Linked DNA regions of Homo sapiens: region 2 is linked to region 1. Evidence: chromatin loops called from intact Hi-C (ENCODE). Cell type or tissue: PC-3. All regions are shown on one strand. Region 1 overlaps ST6GALNAC5 (ST6 N-acetylgalactosaminide alpha-2,6-sialyltransferase 5). Region 2 overlaps ST6GALNAC5 (ST6 N-acetylgalactosaminide alpha-2,6-sialyltransferase 5).

Region 1 (4,000 bases):
ACATACATCTTAGATTTACATCTTTGATCTGCTTTGAGTTAATTTTTCTATATTGTGTGAGGTAAGGGCCCAATTTCATTGTTTTACATGTGGATATACAATCATCCTAGCACCATTTGTTTAAAAAATATTCTTTATTGAATAACCATGGTGCCCTTGTTAAATTCGGGTGACCAAAGACATATAGATTTATTTGTAGACTCTCAATTCTATCCCACTAATCTATATGTTTATCCCTATGTTAGTAACATATGTTTGATTATCGTCACTTTATTGTAAGTTTTGAAATTGGGAAGTTATGAAATTTGAAAGGCCTTCAACTTATTCTTCTTTTTAAAGATTGTTTTGGCTATTCTGAGTCCCCTGCAATTCCATATGAATTTTGGGATCAGCTCATCAATTTGTACAAAGAAGTCAACTGGCCTAGAGAATCCCAGTTGCAACAGAGATTGTACTGAATCTTTAGATCTATTTGAGGAGCACTATTATCTTAACAAGATTAAAATCTTCTTGTCCATGAACATGGGCTGTTTTTCTACTTATGTAGATCTTCTGTAATTTATTTCAGTAATGTTTTATAGTTCTCAGAGTATTAGTTTTACACTTCTTTTGTTATAGTTATTCTTAAATATTTTATTCTTTTAGATGCTATTGTAAACAGAATTGTTTCCTTCATTTTCAGATCATTTATTTCAAGTATATAAAAATATAATTAATTTTTGTGTATTGATCTTGTGCCCTGCAGCCTTGATGAACTCATTTATTGTTTTAACAATTTTTGGTGTATTCTTTAAAACTTTCTTTGTAAGTTCATGGCCCCTTTCTGCTTTTTTTTCTTTTAAAGAAACAATCACAATAAAGAGGGAATCAGATGATCTCAATGTATCATTTTATAACACTTTTCTGGATATGAGAAAGTAACATTTTCTCATCCAGAGGAAAAATATGTAAAAGGAATTAAGAGGAAAGTGATAACTTCCACTTTCTCAGTTGACTGTGCAACTGGGCTGGCCAAAAAAATATCATGTATAATATTTGTTATTACAAATGCATTGTTCCATTTTATATGGCTATCTGATGAACACACTCAAGAAAAACTTAAAATCAACTATAAAATAAAGTGAAAAAGCAAAATCCAAATCAATAAAGATATTTTGGGAACTCTCAAAAAGAATAAACAGAATTTTATTTGCTACACTAAGCAAAGAATCAAGAAAATGTTAACCAGTTCAGAGGACCAAATGGAACTTCTCTGCTTGTAGAAAATTCACTCATAGCTAGCACAAAACATTTCTCACGCAAAAGGCCTTATATTCCCAAAGTACCCTGTTCTCTTCTTTGCTATTTATCAGCAGTTTTTGAATGTACCATAATTTATCCTCATGTTTCTCAGATACAGTGTTTGATGACTTGTAATAAAAGCACTAAAATGATACTATGGTAGACTCTGAGAACATATATCACCACAGCCTGACTTGAATGCTTCCACATAAAAACCTAGGTGCTAACCCATACTAAACAGTGCCCACTGCTTCCTGGGCTGGAGACAATCTCAGTGCTGCCCTCTCATGGCAGGAGGAGTAACCATGCTCCCTTTGCAATTGGGAAAAGCCCTAAAAGGCTGACCAGCATGTTGTGATGTACAGTAAGACTTTTCAATGTACGGAAAATACATTGGTGACTAAGGAAGCACAATGTATCCTATGAATCCATAATTATTTACATCCTTGGACTATTTTTTGGCCCTGTGTTGATGTGTATAAATTTACCAATTATGTGTTTTCATCAGAGGAGGATGTTGGAATTAATGTACCACAAACACTTATTGCAACTATTCCATCTTCTCAATCTTTAAGTTCTAAAGCAAAACATCTTCTCATTCAACACTACTGAGGAACTATATAAAATATTTACTTAGAACTACACTGACATCTAGTGAGGCTAACAATGTGCTCACTGTAAATAATATCTTATTTGCTAAAACACTGATGTTCTGAGAACGTATTAATCCATAAGACTGTTCACAATTCCTTATCTGAATAATTATGTTTTCTGATAATTCTCAACAAATCAATGTGATTAAAACTATGAAAAAGCATTCACTAGTAATAAATGTATCTAAATATGATTTTTTAATTACTGAGGAAATAAGAAACATGCAAGAAACATAAGAAAGGTTATTCTTCTTTGCAACATGTAAAAATGAAAAATTTTAAAAGATAATGATTTTTATGTTTGTTCACTTTTCAAATGAGATTGATCGCTTCCTTGCTTTCATTTTGTTCAATGTGAGGATGCTCAACTGCTTTGACTAGGTATCAAAGGAATTTATTAAAATCCTAGAGAGAAACCAAAATAATTGGCTCTCTTTTTGGCAGACTTGATAAACATTTTATTTTGCAAAAGTATATTTTAATTCTGGGATAACATTAAATGTTTCTTTGAGAAAGGTATATCCCAGTGTATTGTAACCTATAAAATCTTTAATAATTGTAGTTAAGAATATAAAGTTCTGGTTATTATGAATGATAATGTCAGGCCTCTGAGCCCAATCTAAGCCATCATATCCCCTGTGACCTGCACGTACACATCCAGATGGCCGATTCCTGCCTTAACTGATGACATTCCACCACAAAAGAAGTGAAAATGGCCTGTTCCTGCCTTAACTGATGACATTGTCTTGTGAAATTCCTTCTCCTGGCTCATCCTGGCTCAAAATCTCCCCTACTGAGCACCTTGTGACCTCCACTCTGCCCACCAGAGAACAACCCCCCTTTGACTGTAATTTTCCTTTATCTACCCAAATCCTATAAAACAGCCCCACCCTTATCTCCCTTCGCTGACTCTCTTTTCAGACTCAGCCCACCTGCACCCAGGTGAAATAAACAGCTGTATTGCTCACACAAAGCCTGTTTGGTGGTCTCTTCACACAGACACGAGTGAAATTTGGTGCCGTGACTTGGATCGGGGGACCTCCCTTGGGAGATCAATCCCCTGTCCTCCTGCATTTTGCTCCATGAGAAAGATCCACCTACAACCTCTGGTCCTCCGACCAACCAGCCCAAGGAACATCTCACCAATTTTAAATCCAATAAGCAGCCTTTTTTACTCTCTTCTCCAACCTCTCTCACTATCCCTCAACGTCTTTCTTCTTTCAATCTTGGCGCCACACTTCAATCTCTCCCTTCTCTTAATTTCAATTCCTTTCATTTTCTGGTAGAGACAAAGGAGACACTTTTATCTGTGGACCCAAAACTCCGGCACCAGTCACGGACTAGGGAAGGCAGCCGTCCCTTGGTGTTTAATCATTGCAAGGATGCCTCTCTGATTATTCACCCAGGTTTCAGTGGTGTCAGACCACGCAGGGACGCCTGCCTTGGTCCTTCACCCTTAGCGGCAAGTCCCGCTTTTCTGGGGGAGGGGCAGGAACCCCAACCTCTTGTCTCTGTGCCCCCATCCGTTATTTCTGTGCCCCGACCTCTTATCTCTGTGCCCCGATCCCTTATTTCCATGCCCTGACCTCTTATCTCTGTGCCCCAACCCCTTATTTCCACACCCCGACCCCTTCTCTGCTTTTCTGGAGGGCAAGAAACCCCCACCCCTTCTCTGTGTCTCTACTGTCTTTTCTCTGGGCTTGCCTCCTTCACTATGGGCAAGCTTTCACCTTCCATTCCTCCTTCTTCTCCCTTAGCCTGTGTTCTTAAGAACTTAAAACCTCTTCAACTCTCACCTGACCTAAAATTTAACCATCTTATTTTCTTCTGCAATGCCGCTTGACCCCAATACAAACTCGACAGTAGTTCCAAATAGCCAGAAAATGGCACTTTCAATTTTTCCACCCTACAAGTTCTAAATAATTTTTGTCATAAAATAGGCAAACGGTCTGAGGTGCCTGATGTCCAGGCATTCTTTTACACATCAGTCCCTCCCTAGTCTCTGTTCCCAATGCAACTCATCCCAAATCTTCCTTGTTTCCCTCCCACCTGTCCCCTCAGTCCCA
Region 2 (4,000 bases), 130 kb before region 1:
CCTCTCCTTTCTGTTCCTGGGAAACAGTAAGCATTCCTTCTCTGGTCTCCAGCCTTTGCTTTCCCAGTTGTTCATAAGCTTGGCTCCTCATCGCTCAGGTCTCAGCTTAAATGTCACCTCCTCCAGGAGGCCCTTCCTGACTGCCTCCCCCACTTATTCTATAACAACGATGTTACCCCACATAACACGACTAAGTGTTCAACTAATGTGCCAGGACCTCTTCCGAGCCCAATACATACGTTATCTAACCTAGTCCTGAAGACAGCCCCAAGAGGCAAGTTCCACCATTCTCTCCTTTTTAACTAGATGAGGAAGTTGAGGTACAGTTCACCACCTCTCATGATCCAATTTGTTTCCTTCATGGTAATTATCAAAATCTTTAATGATTTAAACTTTTTAAAAATTTCTGTATTGTCTGTTCCCTGCCACTAAAACAGGAGTGCCATGAGGCAGCGATTCTGCACAGTGCATGGCATACAGTAGGTGTTCAAGAAATAGTTAAAGAAATCTCTGTGCCTCAGTGCCTCACTTTCTCAGCAAGCAGTAGATGATTTTTCTCTGTCCAAAGGGGGCATGGATGAGTTGTCAGTGGGACAGGCCTATTTGTTTCTTTTCTGAAATGCTAGTACATTGGTTGATGTTACGCACTGGCTCACCTCAGTGCCTTCAAATAACTCCCTGATGTGATTTCCTTCAAAGGTCACTCGTATGCAATTACTTCCTCTAGGAAGAGATTGGACATAAAGGCCCCCTGCGCTCATTAGAACAAACAAAAACCTGCATTTTCATTAGAGTGAGGTGATATTTAATGTGGCCCGACAAGCCCGATTCCACAAAACTGGCTTCTCTGGCCTCTGCTGTTTGAAATGGCCTGAAGATAAACATAGCATGGCTCGAAATCTGGAAGATAACTGAGAATTAATGGTCAAATGCAAAAGAATTATGAGAACTTGGAGTCGTATATATAGCTGAATTACATTGGGGGAAAAATCTGAGGTTTCAGTCAACCAAATGAGAAAAATATTGAATTGACCAGAATCATAAATACAGTGTTAGAGTGGAGAGAGCACTGGCTTGGGAGTCAGGCTGGGGCTCAGATCTCAGTTCAGTCATCTATTGGTAGGTACTTCCCTACTCTCAGTCTCAGTTTTCTCATCTATAGAATGACTATGGTAGACACTCAGTAAGGAGCAGCTATTAGTATTATTATGGCTCAATTGTTACAGATATAAAGAGAGCCATGTAGAATAACCTGTCAGTGCCTCTCCCCTCATATCCAGCCACTCACTGACCCTGCTGACCCAACCTCCTGTATGTCTGTTGACGTTAATCATTTCTATCTTCCTGCAGGTTGCTTCCCCTGACTCCACCCCTGGTTCAACTCACTATCTTTTTCACCCAGTCACTGCCATGCCTCTAAGCCAGTCCTCCTACATCCACCTCAATCCATTCTCCATACCAGCCAGAGTGGCTTTCTAAAATGCACTTTTAATTAGGAACTCCTTGGCAAGTCCCTCTGTATCTCATGCCTCTCATGGTTCCTCTCTACTCCAGCCACACTGCCTTTGCTCGACCTTGTAGCTCCAAGTGGCACTATTCATAAAGTCTGGTCTCAGGTCTTTGCACGTGCTTCCCCTGGAACCCAAGTCTCCTCAATTGTAAACCGGAGCAATAATACTGACCTCGCAGAGTTATTTTGTGACTTAACTGAGATAATAATAATATTTAAGCTTACCCTCTCTGCCTTTCGCTGTCTATGATTTTTGGAACTCCTTCATCTCCCATTCAAAGCATCACTTTCTCAAGGATCCTTCCCTAAACTCCAAGACTACTGAAGCACCCTGTTTCTCCCTTTATAATTCTCATCATATTGACAATCACTGATTCAATGTCTCTCTTTCCTACAAAGTTGCAAGGTTCTGAAGAACTAGGTTCATGTTTGTGTTGGGTTTAAGTCACCACAATATCCCCAGGACCTAATACACAGTAGGTACTCACTATATATTTGCTGTACAAATAACTAAATTAGTTAGTGCATGTGTGAGAACCATTCCAGAGTGATAGTCTCTCCCAGGTTTTCTGTTTGGGTTTCCATTCTATTTTTACATGCTTGAGTATAGAGCAAGAGACAAAACTATCCCAAATCAAATATTTAATTTGGAGCAAATACTCATTTTTCTCATAAACAACTGAATAGCTCAAACTAAACCAATTACACTTAACCTGACTTCTATTTGTTTTATTATCTAAGTATAAGGGAGGTTCCAGAATGAGTCATCATTTGAGGTTCTGGACACTGACGACTGCAAAGTAGCAAATAACCAGATTGTGGCAGTGTTGATGCTCTGGTTCTCAAGCTGATGGTTTGTTTACTGAACTGCCTGTGTTAGGGGCTCTGAGAGTGGAAGAACGGTCATCAGCTGCCTGGATAACAACTCAGCACCCCAGCTGGAAACACATGAGTAAACAAAATCATAATTTTTCACTTTGCCAAGCTCAGTAAACACCATCTTGATGAGCTACCAGCTAGGCAGCCATTAGCTAAATAAATAAAGCATGAGGGTAGAAACAGGATTATTGACAAAGGCACCGTCTACTCATTTGCTAATCATTGATGGACATTAGCTGTGATGTACCCACTGGGGAGGGACTTTGCCACCTGCTTTAATCTTGCTAAACATGATGCATCCTCTGGGGCCACAGAATGGTTTACTCTGTAGCAGTGAAAAATCACATTTTCTTCTTTTTCCCTTTTATGTGCACAATGCAAGTTATTAAGCACCTACTGTTTATGTAATGGAAACTCTTAGGCAGACTGCCCAGACACAACTGCCTTCACTCCGCTGACTCTGCCCAGATTTGGCAAGGAATTGTAAAATACAAGAAGCAGATTCCTGGCAAGAAGAGATGGAGGCCCCCTGCTCCTTCAAGAAGGCTGGGAGTGAATGGTGGCAGATAGGATTGATAGCTTAAAAGAGTTTCAAGGTTTAGAAAACTTCTTCTTTTCTTAGAAACAGGGAATATTTTTATCCAGTCTTCTTTTCTTGATATTCCTCTTATGGCTTCATCCATTTATATTAGACCTTTCTTGAGATTCTGCTTAAGCACATTAGTAGATCTATAACCTCTTGGAGACTTTCAGGAGCCTGACTCATGGCTTCAGCTGTCCACTCCATAGAGATGTCTCGAGTATTCTAGCTATTCCTCTGTTCATGTCTGGATTCCAACTCCCTGGAGTCCTATGGACTCTTTCTATTTCTATTGACGACGACAATAAAAACCAGGTCCAACTGCCAAAATAACAGTCATAATGACGATCAATTTTTACAGATGAATTTTTATACTATTACTAGCATCTCAGTTAACCCCAATGTAAGCCTGTGAGATCCATATTACCACCTTAGTTTATATTGAGGAAACAGGGGCTCAGGGGTTAAATTGCTCAAGGTCATAGTTTCTGCAGCACAGCTAGTGTCAGTGCTGAGGCCAAAGCCACTCCCACATGTGTGCCTGCTCTTTCCACCATAATATGCAAAACAAAATCAGTGAAAGGACTGGAAAGAAAAGAGGATTGGGGAGTCTTAAAGAAGAAAAAAGAAAACCTACATGAATGGGTTAGTAAATAATAAAAATGGCAGGAGAAATCAGAAAGCAGAGAAACATAGAAATGGGAGGTATTGAGAATACACAGTGACTGTAAAAATTCTAAGGGACCCAAGAGGTTAATGAAGAGACTTAATGGAACAGCCTAGAATTCAGGAGGCATTCAGCCCAGGAACTAACATTTCCACACCACTCAAAAGCTGCTGGTATACAACACACTGCATTCCCATAAATGACATTCATAATGGTGATCCTAAGTCATCAAGAAAAGCTTAAATTAAGTTTTGTTCACTTAGGTAGGAAAGTATAAAATCAATTTGGAACCTTCAACAATAATTTAGACAAATAAGATTTGGTGCTAAATGGGACTGTGCTTATGTTGTTTTAAGCCTCATTT

Evidence for each region. Hi-C counts contacts between places; a loop is a spot of excess contacts. Peaks named below come from ENCODE experiments on the same cell type or tissue, not always from the same donor. Only the 100,000 strongest peaks of a DNase experiment are listed, where the experiment ranks them.
Region 2: it touches region 1 in a loop (6-fold over the local background); 3 of 110 quality-filtered maps call a loop at or near these places.

What each region holds. Positions count from the first base shown.
Region 1 is chr1:76,898,920-76,902,919 of GRCh38, reverse strand. The region is part of intron 2 of ST6GALNAC5 (ST6 N-acetylgalactosaminide alpha-2,6-sialyltransferase 5); the gene reads right to left. Among named protein-coding and RNA genes, the nearest start is that of ST6GALNAC5, 33 kb to the right of the region's middle. RefSeq lists an enhancer at 2,404-2,943. In PC-3, CTCF peaks have their summits at 1,364 and 1,568 (motif pointing left); a DNase peak (open chromatin) is centred at 1,569.
Region 2 is chr1:77,029,779-77,033,778 of GRCh38, reverse strand. The region is part of intron 2 of ST6GALNAC5 (ST6 N-acetylgalactosaminide alpha-2,6-sialyltransferase 5); the gene reads right to left. Among named protein-coding and RNA genes, the nearest start is that of MIR7156, 28 kb to the left of the region's middle. In PC-3, a CTCF peak has its summit at 2,340; a DNase peak (open chromatin) is centred at 2,298; H3K27ac peaks cover 1,756 bases.